Regions from separate parts of the Homo sapiens genome. Here region 2 is linked to region 1. A link is an interaction called in ENCODE POLR2A ChIA-PET data of the cell type or tissue named here. Cell type or tissue: CD4-positive, alpha-beta T cell. All regions are shown on one strand. Links, peaks and the distances in the headings refer to the core of each region. The heading gives the core; the rest is flanking DNA. Region 1 overlaps UTRN (utrophin). Region 2 overlaps UTRN (utrophin).

Region 1 (2,919 bases), core at 126-2,625:
ATAATAATTCAACTCAGCTATCCCTTGGACACTGTGGAGGTCCACTCTTTTCTCCTGGATGTAACTTACAGATCTGTTAGAACTAGGCTTCTTTTAGCCTGATTTCTCCCCCAAATACCGGGCCTCACACTTTCCCTCCAGACGTTATAGGAAGGGTACTCTTCATGCCTGCTCTTTTTTTCTCACATAGCTCCCAGCACACAGCACATGGTCACTGATGTCCTTTCTCCCACTCAGCATAGAACAGTGAGAGATGGAAGGAGTGCAGCATGCTAGATGACTAGGGACAACTTTTATTTGACCAAGAACAGATTGTTGCCATTACTGGGGGACAGATCTCCTCTTTTCCCCCCAGCATTGAGAACGAGATGATCATGTAGCAAAAGAGGGGACGAAAAGCAGATGCCTTAGAGAAGAGATGGCAGTGGCTGCCCTTGCAAAGCCCGCCAGATCGTCTTCACTGTTATGGGCTCTGGAACCAAAAAGGAATTGAGCTATCTGTGTGGAAAGGAGAATTAGATGCCATATTCTAACTTCTCCGTTGTTCCTAACTGGGCCCATCCAAGGGACTATTATTATCCCAAGTGTCCAGAAGGACACTGAGGATTAGGCCAGCACTTTCCTTGATGCAAGTACTTGGCCACCATTTTCCTGGGCGTTAGGGTCCAGGGTGTGTCAAGGGTGGGTCAAGAGAGGCAGAAACCAAAGACTTATGCCTTCAGTGGTCCCTTGGTCAGAATTAGTACTCAGCAAAGTAAGTAGAACATGCTCTGTTCTGATACATAAACCAAATACACAGTATGATTTAAATAGGAAATGAGATTTTTTGCAAGACTAAGTGCTCAGTGAATGCTTTAGTGTATGCACTAAATCTTAAATCACATGGGATATGAGAAACTAACCAGGAAAACTAGCCCTCATTGAAGCATTAAGCCAGGAAAAAAAAAATGTGTTTCTTGTTTTTCCTATTAGCATCCATTTAACAACTGGGCTATTATTACCCTATGTAGAGTGATACTTTCCACGCATTTGCATGCCTGAGAGTTGGAACCAACAAAGTAACAGGACTGCCATTAAGTGATTTCTTTTGTTTTCTCTTTCAGCAAATGTTCCCAGCAGGCCACAGGTAAGAGTTAATGGCTTGGTTGGCTCTATGTTACTGATCCCAACCTAGAGTAAGCAGATTATCCACGACTGATTTTATTCCTACTTTATTCTCCATGTAAATAAGTAAACTTACTTGACATTTAAATGTTAGTTGATTCTGTACAACAGTTTGTCAGTCTGGGAGTGGGGGGTGGCTCCCAAGCCACAGATACCAAAAATACCATGTGTTTGATCCTTTGTGTTCTAACAGCTTTTTAATGGCATCTTATGTGCTACATAAAGTCACTCTAGATAGATTTGACCACCACTGCTCTCTCAAATGTCTACTTAAGGTGGCTATCACAGAACATTGACCTAAAAAAAAAATGACTGGTACCACAGAGGTGGTTTTGTTACTTTGCAGGGGAAAATATTTCAATTTTTTACTTAAAAATTTTGCTGAGAACTGTTGGCAGCTGTACCCTTATGCCTTTTAGTATTTTCTATAAACCAAAAAGTGTATGAGACAGGTTTACTTTGCCAAGGTTGAGGACACACCTGGGAAAAAGAGAGATAAATTTCATTAGGATTTGTAGCCTGTTTTGTTTTGTTTTTTTGTTTTGTTTTGTTTTTTGTTTTTGTTTTTTCCCAAAAAGGATTTTGAGGGCTTCACAGAAACGAAAGAGCAGGCAGGAGGGGGTGGAGGAACAGTCAATTATGCATTTGTCTTATGCTCAGTAAATCTGCGTTTTATATAATTAAGATAAGGTATGCCTAGAGTAGAAGAAGCAGTCAAGTACACATTTTTCTCAGGGTGGGAGGAGAGATGACTTCTAGTCCTGCCTTTGTCCTGTAAAGATAAGCTGTTAATTCACATTGTCAGGGTGAAATTCAACAAAACTCTGTTTTAGGGTAAAGATTTGGGGACCCTTAGAAATTTCCTTGTGAGCAATTTGTGAGGGAGGTCACTGGCCTTCTATCTTTGCAAGTAGCTGCTTAGGAAGGTAGTTTTTGTGTGACTCAGTTCCCACTTTTAATTTTTCCCTTTAGCATAGTGAGTTAGGGATCCTGAGATTTTGTTTTCCATTCACATTTTCTTATCACATACTTTTAGTAATAATGTGCCACAAAGCCACAGCAGCTTTGGAGAACATTTTCTTTCATGAACTTGTTTACTAATCTTTTTGAAACAATGAGCCTTCTGAATGATTGTCTTATTGGCAAGAGAGGCTGGGATCTTAACTAAAAGACAAGGGTATGTGAAGTAGGCTAGGGGTGTGGTGAGCTGTGGGTGTTCTCTCCTGCTTGCTTCTGTTGTCTAAGTGAATTGGAAGCCGGGACTTTAGCAGGGAGTGAGGTTGGGGAGGAGGTGTCAGAAGTGCGAGGAGAGACTGGAGGATGTGTGATAGCTTCTTGGAGAATAGAAGAGCAGATGGCCTGGGAAATAGAGTGTGACTATAAGCAGCATTAAAGGTGCCACTCATGAATTTAACATGAGGCCATTCTGCAGGGTTGTAAGTTGCCCTCTAGGCATATTCACGTTCATGAGCACAGGCACCAGAATGGGCTGAGTATTGGCATTTAAAAAGTTGAAGTTGGGGTTTGACAAAGTGAGTACAGTGATTCAAGGGAAGAGGCAAAGAAGTGATTATAATGATTGAACCAGATGCTTAAGCTCAGTAGTGAAAGGAATGAGGAAATGTCCAGTGTGGGAGACAGAAATAAAGATGGGAGGATCAATGGATCCTATTGTCAAAGGATGGATAAATTTGCAGTTGTAGGGGAAGTAAGCTGTGGAGGTAGAGGTGGTTGTCAGAAGCTAGGTTGAATGAT
Region 2 (2,919 bases), core at 232-2,731, 260 kb before region 1:
ATCATTAATAAATGTAATATTAACAATATTATATTATCTTGTGTCCTTAAGAGATAGATAGGAAAGAAATTTGTTTTGCAAGTCAGCAAGTGAAGGAACATGCCAGTAGTTAGTTGCTCAGCTAGTATGCGGTGCAGCTTGTGTTCAACATAGATTTTCTGCTTCAATAGCCAGTGTCTCTCTACCTGTAATTTTAGATAGAGAATTTTTGGAATTATATTGGGATAAAATGGGTCACTCAGTATAGAAGATATAGAAAGAGAGATTACATTAACTAAGTAATAGATATTGTTTTGTTCTGAATTATTTCCATATGCATTTCCTTGTCTAAAGAAATTTCACCTGCAGTCTCCTTTAAAACATGAGCTGGAGCATGAGAACATTCCATGTTCCTTTAAAACATGGAATTCTGGAGAATGAGGAGATGTTGGAAATCATCTGATTCAACCATTTCATTTTGGACATAAGGAAACAGAGATAGTCTATAATGGATGTTTTATTGCTGACAGCTTTTTTTTTTTCTTTTTTTGAGACAGGGTCTCTGTCACACAGGCTGGAGTACAGTGGTGCTATCATGGCTCACTGCAGCCTTGACCTCCTGGGCTCAAGCTATCCTCCCGCCTCAGCCTCTCGAGTAGCTGGGATCACAGCTACTGTGCATGCCACCACACCGGGCTAATTTTTTTGTATTTTTTTTGTGGAGACAGGGCCTCACTATGTTGCGCCGGCTGGTCTCAAACTCCTGAGCTCAAGCAATCTGCCTGCCTCGGCCTTCCAAAGTTCCTGACAGTTTTGAGCAGGTGGCTATGTACTTGTTTTCCTAGAAGTTTAAAAGTAAGGAAATATATTCTTTTCAAAACTATTTCGATGTTCGATGTTCAAGTATTGGCTATATAATGTTAAGGAAATAAAGATTTTTAAAAATGAGTTCATTTTGCACTTTGATAAGAAAGATGGATTGGGTCATTTCCATCCATATTAAAATAGTTGGTTCTGGTTTTTGATTTATAACTTAATTTGGTTTGATTCTTAACAGTACAAACGTTAAATTATGTGTTCATTGAACCCAGTTCTCCATACCCACATGTAGTTTTTTATCATTATATTTAAAAGGACATAATAGCTCCCTAAGAAAGAAACTGAAAGGAGTCAACTAACTTAACAGACTGAGTTGTTTAAAATAAGAAATATGTATATATTTTTAAAAAATTTAATTCAAAGAACATGTATTGAATGGCTGTCATGCATCAGAGATATGTGCTAAGCAGCATAAATGTAAAATGCAGTGTTGCATTTTCCATGGGAAACAAGGAAGTACAAATATGTTGTTCTGAGGAATTTTAGTCGTTCACACGAGTCTAGCGTGAGACTAAATTCAAACAGTTCTGGCTTTGCCACTTACCAGTTATGTAACCTTGGCAAATCCTTCCACATCTCTGTGTTTCAGTTCCCTTTTCAGAAGATAGGGTTGGAATTAGTCTCTCTCTCTCTCTCAATCTACACACACACACACACACACACACACACACACGCACATGCACACACACACACACACATAAGGTTGTTGTAGGAGTTAAATAAGTTAATATTGATAAAATGGTAAAAACAAAGCCTGGCACATATCTGCTATGTGGGTTGGCTACTGTTGTTACCGTTACCACTATTGGTAGGATTATTCTCCCACCTTGATTGAGTGTGGATCAAATGAGATGATCCACCTGACATGCCTAGCACAGTCTCATGTCTCTTGGTTGTGGTGATGGCATCATAATCTTCATTATCTTTATCTCTGAAGTAACCCTTACATCTTAACAAGGATGTTCACATTACAGTCGCCCAGAGAATTTTTCCAAAGGATTCATGCCCCTGCAGACTTTGACTCACTGGGGTTCAGATGCACCCTGGTCACCCCACTGCGAAGATGCCATAAACTCCTGCTTTCAACAGTGAAGGAGAAAATAAATCTTTGAAATTTTCCCTGGGGTTGTTATTTTCTCTGAGTCTCAGCTTGAGGAAATGCAAGAAAAAACTTCCCTTGACCAGTGGGGCTTGTGATAGAAGATCCTGTAGGATGCTCCTCAATTTATGAAGCCTTTTCTGGATTATAGATTAGGCTCTGAGATGGCCCCTAAAAATCTAGTTAACCCACAAAGAAACTGATATAATGCTGATTGACATAAAACCTCATATTAAAAAGAATCCTATTCCATTGCCAGAAACTAAACAAAGCAAAGGAAAGAAGTCGTCTTTACTGTGAGTGATACAGGAGGAAAAACAAACATGGTTGCTTAGTAGAGGATGGAAAGAAATACTGAGAATTTTAAATGTACTTCTGGAAAGTATACATTTTAAGAATTATGCTTTTTGGTGCCATCAGTTTTGAGTCTAAACTCACCCCCCAAAATCCGAATTTAGTATTCTTGGTATAAATCTAGTATTAATTATAGCCGGAAAAAAAAAGTTCTTGATTCTTGGCTCAAAAATTTTATAAAATGAAGAATTTTCCTTTTTCTTCAGGGTAAATGTTGCAAGAGTTAAAGAGGTAGAGAAAAGGGGGAACTTTTTTAGTTGAAAACATTATCTGATTGTGTATTTACTCTGGGTTCAGAATTTTAAAAGTCTAGAGTGTAGCTGCACCTACCCTGGCATCCTGCAGGCTAGGGTGGTTGTAATATAGAAGTACGGGAAATGCAATTTGCTCTGTAGCTTTATTCTAGGATTTTATAGCCTTCCTTTTACACTTTACACATCGTGAATGCTTTGTAGGTCATGAATGCTTTTTTTATGTCTTATATTGTGACTTTTTTAAAACAATGTAAATAAAATTCTATTGAGTGGCTGCACCATAATTTATTCAGGGAACCCACTATGGTTAGGTAACTAGGTTGTTACCAATGTTCTCATGATAAATAATTCTAT

What was found. Peaks named below come from ENCODE experiments on the same cell type or tissue, not always from the same donor. Only the 100,000 strongest peaks of a DNase experiment are listed, where the experiment ranks them.
Region 2: POLR2A ChIA-PET joins it to region 1 with 8 read pairs; 2 of 35 experiments call an interaction of 5 or more read pairs at or near these places.

What each region holds. Positions count from the first base shown.
Region 1 is chr6:144,845,702-144,848,620 of GRCh38, forward strand. It overlaps UTRN (utrophin), which reads left to right. Exons shown (of 75, transcript NM_007124.3): 74 at 1,104-1,126. Among named protein-coding and RNA genes, the nearest start is that of TRQ-TTG4-1, 340 kb to the right of the region's middle. In CD4-positive, alpha-beta T cell, for the core only: no CTCF peak of the experiment used is centred there; no DNase peak of the experiment used is centred there.
Region 2 is chr6:144,589,345-144,592,263 of GRCh38, forward strand. The region is part of intron 51 of UTRN (utrophin); the gene reads left to right. Among named protein-coding and RNA genes, the nearest start is that of SNORA98, 190 kb to the left of the region's middle. In CD4-positive, alpha-beta T cell, for the core only: no CTCF peak of the experiment used is centred there; DNase peaks (open chromatin) are centred at 1,387 and 1,877.